Linked DNA regions of Homo sapiens: region 2 is linked to region 1. A link is a loop called in an ENCODE intact Hi-C map of the cell type or tissue named here. Cell type or tissue: CD4-positive, alpha-beta T cell. All regions are shown on one strand. Each heading gives the region's core, and the rest is flanking DNA. Links, peaks and the distances in the headings are about the cores only. Region 1 overlaps PPP6R3 (protein phosphatase 6 regulatory subunit 3). Region 2 overlaps LOC124902700 (a long non-coding RNA gene).

Region 1 (2,907 bases), core at 148-2,647:
AGGGCAGCTGATCTGAAGAATGAATCCACTTACGTTCACTCAGGTCCACCTCCATTTTATCCTCCGTGTTGGCACTGCTGGGTTCAAACAAGTCTTGCTTTGCTCCATCTTCTTCTTCAGAGTCTGTACTTTCCTCACTGTCTGTACTCCCCGAGCTAAGGAAAAACAAGACCCAAGTATTTAACACTGCTTATCAGCCACCAGCTAAATCCAGAAAATTCTAACAGTCATCCAGCAACAAAAGGTCCTGTGGTGCTTCAGCAGGATCACATCTGTCTGAGCACCACGTGGTCAGGATGCCCGGGAAGACTCAGCTTTGCGTGCGTGCTGCCCAACCTCACACTAAGCCTCCACCACAGGAACACATGGGCTCTGCTTAAAGTGGAGGCCACAATCTAAGAACCACCTTCTCGAAGGGGTGGAGGTGTTCATTTCACTGTGGTGTTCATTTGTACTTTCCTAATGACCAAGGAGGTTGAGCATCTTTTTAAATGCTTATTTGCCATCTTATATCTTAACTGTCTTTTCACACTTTTGTGCTTTTTAAAAACTGAATTGTCTTTTTCTTGAGTAAAGAGATTTCTTAACTCTATACACAAGTCTTTTATCTAATGTGTCATTTGCAAATGTTTTCTCCCAGTGCATGGTTTGTCGTTTCATTCTATTAAAAGTGTCATTTGAAGAGTGAAAATTTTAAATTTTGATGATGTTCGGCTTACTAAAATCATTCTTTTATGGATGGGCATGGTGGCTCACGCCTGTAATCCCAGCACTTTGGGAGGCTGAGGCGGGCAGACCACCTGAGGTCAGGAGTTTGAGACCAGCCTGGCCAACATGGCAAAACCCCATCTCTACTAAAAATACAAAAATTAGCTGGGTGTGGTGGCGGGCACCTGTAATTCCAGCTACTCCAGAGGCTGAGGCAGGAGAATCACCTGAACCTGGGAGGCAGAGGCTGCAGTGAGCTGAGATCACGCCACTGCACTCCAGCCTGGACAAGAAGAACAAAACTCCGTCTCCAAAAAAAAAAAAAAAAAAAAAAAAAAAAAAATTATTTTTATGTATTGTGTTTTTGGTGATACATCTAAGAAATCTTTGTCTAACTCAAGGTCACAATGATTTTCTAAGTTTTCTTGTAGAAGTTTTATAGTTTAATGTTTCACATTTGGGTCTAAGATCCATTTTGAGTTAATGTATTATATAGTAAGAGGTACGAATCAGTTCACTTTTTTGAATATGGATGCCTGATGGTTCCAGCACCATTTGTTGAAAAGACTATCCTTTCTTCACTGAATTGCCTTTCGCCTCTATCAAAAGTCAGTTGTCCATATATGCGTAGGCCTGTATTTATGGGCTCTCTATTCTGTTCCACTGATCTATGCCCTACCTTCTTGCCCATATCATACTGTTTTAACTATTGAATTTTAAAATAAGGTAGTGTTTGTCCTCCAATTTTGTTGTTCTCTATAAGAGTTGCTTTGGCTATTCTAGATCCTTTTCATTTCCATATGAATTTAAGAAGCAGCTTGTTAATAGCTACAAAAAAGGCTGGAAGGATTTTGTTTGTGTTGAATCTATAGATTCAACCTGGGGAGGAGAGCTGGCAGCTTAGTATTATAATACTGAGTCTTCCTACTTATAAACATTTACCAAGTTGTCTTTATCTCAGCTATGCTTTAGGCTTTTCAGCATACAGGTCTTGGACATGTTTTGTGAGATTTGTCCCTACATATTTAAATTTTTTCTTTTTTTAAAAAAATAGAGATGGGGTCTCCCTATGTTCCTCGAGCTGGTCTCGAACTCCTGGGCTCAAGAGAGCCTCCTGCCTTGGCCTCCCAAAGTGCTGGGATTGTAGGCATGAGCCACCATGCCCAGTCATATTTAACTCACTCTCTCTCTCTCTCACTCTCTCTCTCACTCTCTCTCTCTTTTTCTCTCTCTCTCTCTCTCTCCTCTCTCCTCTCTCTCTCTCTCTCTCTCTCTCTCCCCCTTTTTTAAGAGACGGGGGTCTATATCGCTTAGGCTAGAATGCAGTTATTAGGTTGTGTAAACATTTAAAGTTGCTATGTCCTCTTAATGAATTGACCCCTTTATCATTATATCACTTTCTTTATCCCTTTCCTTTGAAATCTTTTGAGATTAATACAGACCTTCTGGCTTTTTCTTAGTGTTAACATATCTTGTTCTTTTTTGTGTTTTCATATATACTTGTTTCTTTGTATTTAAATCATTTCCCATAGGCAGCATTAATTAGGCCTCATTTTTTATCCAAACTGACCATCTTTGTTTTTTGTTTTTTTATCTTGGCTCCCTGTAGCCTCGACTTCCCAGCAATCCTCCTGCTTCGCCTCACAGCAGGCACACGCCACCATGCCCAGCTAATTTTTGTATTTTTTGTAGAGACAGGGTTTTGCCATGTTGCCTAGGCTGGTCTCAAACTCCTGGGCTCAAGCAACCCATCTGCCTTGGCCAACCAAAGTGCTGGGATTCTAGGTGTGAACCACTGTGCCCAGCCAATCTCTGTCTTTTAAATGAGGGTGTCTGCATCGTTTGTTTCACATGGTTATTTAGGACTAACTCTATCATTCTGCTGCTCAGTAGTTTTGTTTGTCCAGGCTGCCCTTTGTTCTTTTTCTGCTTTCTTTTGTATTTTATGATTTGATTTTATTTCCTTTGTTGGCTTATTAACAATAACTTTTCGTTTTGTTATTTTAGTGACTATTTTAGGGTTTACAGTATGCACCTTTAACATCACAATCTATCTTCAAGTGACATTATAGGCCTCAAACCAGAAACAACCAAAACATCCATGAATAGGAAAATGAATAAACAAACTGTAGTGTATCCTCTTAATGGAATACTACCCAGCCCCTGCCCAACCCCACAAAAATAGAAATGGACTACTAA
Region 2 (2,907 bases), core at 110-2,609, 260 kb before region 1:
GCCTCTAGATACTTTTTAATTTTGATCTGGTATTTGAACCATAGTAATGATCCCAATATATCCTCTTCTCAGAAAATAAAATATCCCCTCCTCACCCACCTCCGGTGTATTGGTTCATTGCCCTTGCAGGCCCAAGCCCCGCGATGGTGGAATGTGTCTGTTTGTTCCCGACTGCACACACTCCCTGCACCTAGGAGAGGCCTGGAGTTTAGCAGGTGCACACAGGGGCTGAAGGGTTGGATAGAGAAAAGCTGGAATCAAACTAAAAACAACAGAGAATGCTTGAAATAAACGAAGGCGCATTCCAGCTGTGAGTGGTACATCTATTATGCAGTCAGGAAGGAAGCAGGTCCCTTCCAGGCGCGGTGGCTTACGCCTGTAATCCCAGCACTTTGGGAGGCCAAGGTGGGCGGATTACGTGAGGTCGGGAGTTCAAGACCAGCCTGACTAACATGGCGAAACCCCATCTCTACTAAAAATACGAAATTAGCCGGGTGTGGTGGCGCATGCCTGTACTCCCAGCTACTTGGGAGGCTGAGGCAGGAGAATCGTTTGAACCTGGGAGGCGGAGGTTTCAGTGAGCTGAGATCGTGCCACTGCACTCTAGCCTGGGCAACAAGAGACTCCGTCTCAAGAAAAAAAAAAAAAAAAAGAAACAAGCAGGTCTAGGCCAAGCAATTTCCAAACTCACTGTTAAGTGGGGGAAAGCCCGTTCTAGAACTGTATCTACAACCCCATCTGCTTTACATTAAAGCGACTCCTAAATAAAACTATGTATTTCTAGATATATATACGGTACATAAAATGCGAAAAAGACTGGGAGAATACACAGCCGACTCACAACTGTGCTTACTTCCAGAGGGGGAGTGGAAGGGTGTGGGAGGGAGAGGGGCCACGGGGCTTCGCTGTTCAGTTTCGGTGTCTTCTCAAGAGATTGTATTTATTACTCGAGGAAAACAACGTTTATAAATATAAATGTTAAAAAATAACGAGCAGAAACGCTTATATACCAAGTGACTTCCATTTTGTTAGCGCGCACAAAAAGAGTTGAGAAAACTATATGGAAAGTAGCACAGACCAAAAACAGGAAGCAGAGCGGCATGCTAATCAGGCAACAAGATTCCAGGCGATTTTAATAAGCGTTTTGTTTTACAGGTCAGTGTTTCCTGTTTTTCCACAAGGAATGCTTCTAATAAAGGGGGCTTGGAGCAGTCAGCCCGGGGAGTGAACTCTCGCTCCAGAACGGACGGGGTGGGCCGGGAGCCCCTGGGGACGCTGGGCCGGGCCGGGGGCGGGTCCGCCGGGGCTGGGCTGCAGGGTGGACCGAGAACACCCGGAGCAGGAAAAAGTGCTCGGTGCTGAGCGCCGGCAGGCGACCGGGGGTGCTCGCGCAGCGCGCTCGGTCCTCCCTCCGGGTCTCGGGGCTCTGCGCAGCTCCGGGAAGCGCACCGGGCAGCGGGCGGCCATCCCTGCTCCGTCTCTCCCCACCCCCAGTCCCAGCCCGGCGTCGGGCAAAGAGGCAATTTCACACTCTGGAGGGGCGACTGAGGGGTTCACGCCAATGCCCGCTGGTCCCTCCTGCAGTCTAACTTCTTCCACCCGGGCGCAGCCTGGGTCAACCTCCACCTTCAGCTATCGCCCCGGCCGTGGGGGGCCTCTCCTGCCAGCCGCCGCCGACCCAGCTGACTCAGGAGGGTATTCGCGCGCTCACCGAGGACGCCCTCCCCACTCGCCCCTGCGCCTCCTCGTCTGCAAAAGAGGAGCCGAGGATCCCAGCACTTTGGGAAGCCGAGGCGGGCGGATCACGAGGTCAGGAGTTCGAGACCAGCCTGGCCAATATGGTGAAACCCCGTCTCTACTAAAAATACAAACATTAGCCGGGTGTAGTGGCGAGCGTCTGTAATCCCAGCTACTCAGGAGGCTGAGGCAGGAGATTCGCTTGAACCGGGGAGGCAGAGGTTGCAGTGAGCCGAGATCATGCCATTGTGCTCCAGCCTGGGCGACAGAGCGAGACTCCATCATAAATAAATAAACAAACAAACAAATAAATAAATAAATAAAAAGAGGAGCCGAGGGAGAGCCTGGGACGGAACTGGGGCTCTCCATGGGCGCTTAGAGGAGCTGAGGAAGGCGGGGGACACCCGCACGCCCCCTCCCTAGCCTCCGCCAGCTCCTTCCCAGAGGGAAGGACCCGCGGCTGCGCGGGCGCCCTGGAACTAGACTGCGCCCTGGACCCCCAGCCCCTCTGCGGTCCTGCGCGGGCGCCGGGGCCGGCAGGGGAGGGGGCTGCAGCGCCTGGACTGGCCATGGAATTATGTTGCATGAAAAACAAAGAAAGCAGCGCTATTCGGCCGGTCGGCCGCTCCCTCCCCACCTCCCCCGACCCTGGGCCTTAGAGGAGGGTCACTTCCTCCTCCCCACCGGTCCCTACCGCCAGAATACCCCAACTCTTCTTTCCTCCGTCCGAAACCTGTGACTTCAAGGAAACAATTAGCTTCTCCGGCAGCCAATGAGCGCCCAGCCAATTCCCCATTTTTCCAATGCACAAACGTTTTGGGGGGTTGGAGACGCCCAGGACCCCAGAAACAGGACAATCGCAGTTTCGGACTGGAGCGGCGAGGGGGGAGAGACGGGTGGGTCTTAGACAAGGAAGAAGCCTCACTGCAAGCACAGCGGAGGAAGGCATTATGTCTATTTGGGGTAATGGGGGGACGCAAGTGACCTCCGAGTGGACCTTGAAGGCTGAGTGGGAATCTTCCAGAAGGGAAAGGAGACAGCCATTGGGTTATATTTCAGGATCAAGGTCAGCGTGGGAGGTCCGGGCACCCACACCCACCTCCCAGGCAGACTGAAAGTGCTGTACTGTGCGCATCTGTCCTATCATGAATGGACGCATCCAATGTGGTC

Evidence for each region. A loop is a pair of places that touch in the nucleus more often than their neighbours do. Peaks named below come from ENCODE experiments on the same cell type or tissue, not always from the same donor. Only the 100,000 strongest peaks of a DNase experiment are listed, where the experiment ranks them.
Region 2: a loop joins it to region 1, with 2.1 times the contacts of the local background. A loop is called at or near these places in 7 of 110 quality-filtered maps.

What each region holds. Positions count from the first base shown.
Region 1 is chr11:68,593,345-68,596,251 of GRCh38, reverse strand. PPP6R3 (protein phosphatase 6 regulatory subunit 3) reads right to left here. Exons shown (of 24, transcript NM_001164161.2): 19 at 34-155. Among named protein-coding and RNA genes, the nearest start is that of GAL, 90 kb to the left of the region's middle. In CD4-positive, alpha-beta T cell, for the core only: no CTCF peak of the experiment used is centred there; no DNase peak of the experiment used is centred there.
Region 2 is chr11:68,854,096-68,857,002 of GRCh38, reverse strand. All of the region lies in intron 1 of LOC124902700 (a long non-coding RNA gene), which reads right to left. Among named protein-coding and RNA genes, the nearest start is that of LINC02701, 13 kb to the left of the region's middle. RefSeq lists a silencer at 1,354-1,413. In CD4-positive, alpha-beta T cell, for the core only: CTCF peaks have their summits at 1,215 and 1,415; a DNase peak (open chromatin) is centred at 1,392; H3K4me3 peaks cover 581 bases; H3K27me3 peaks cover 1,191 bases.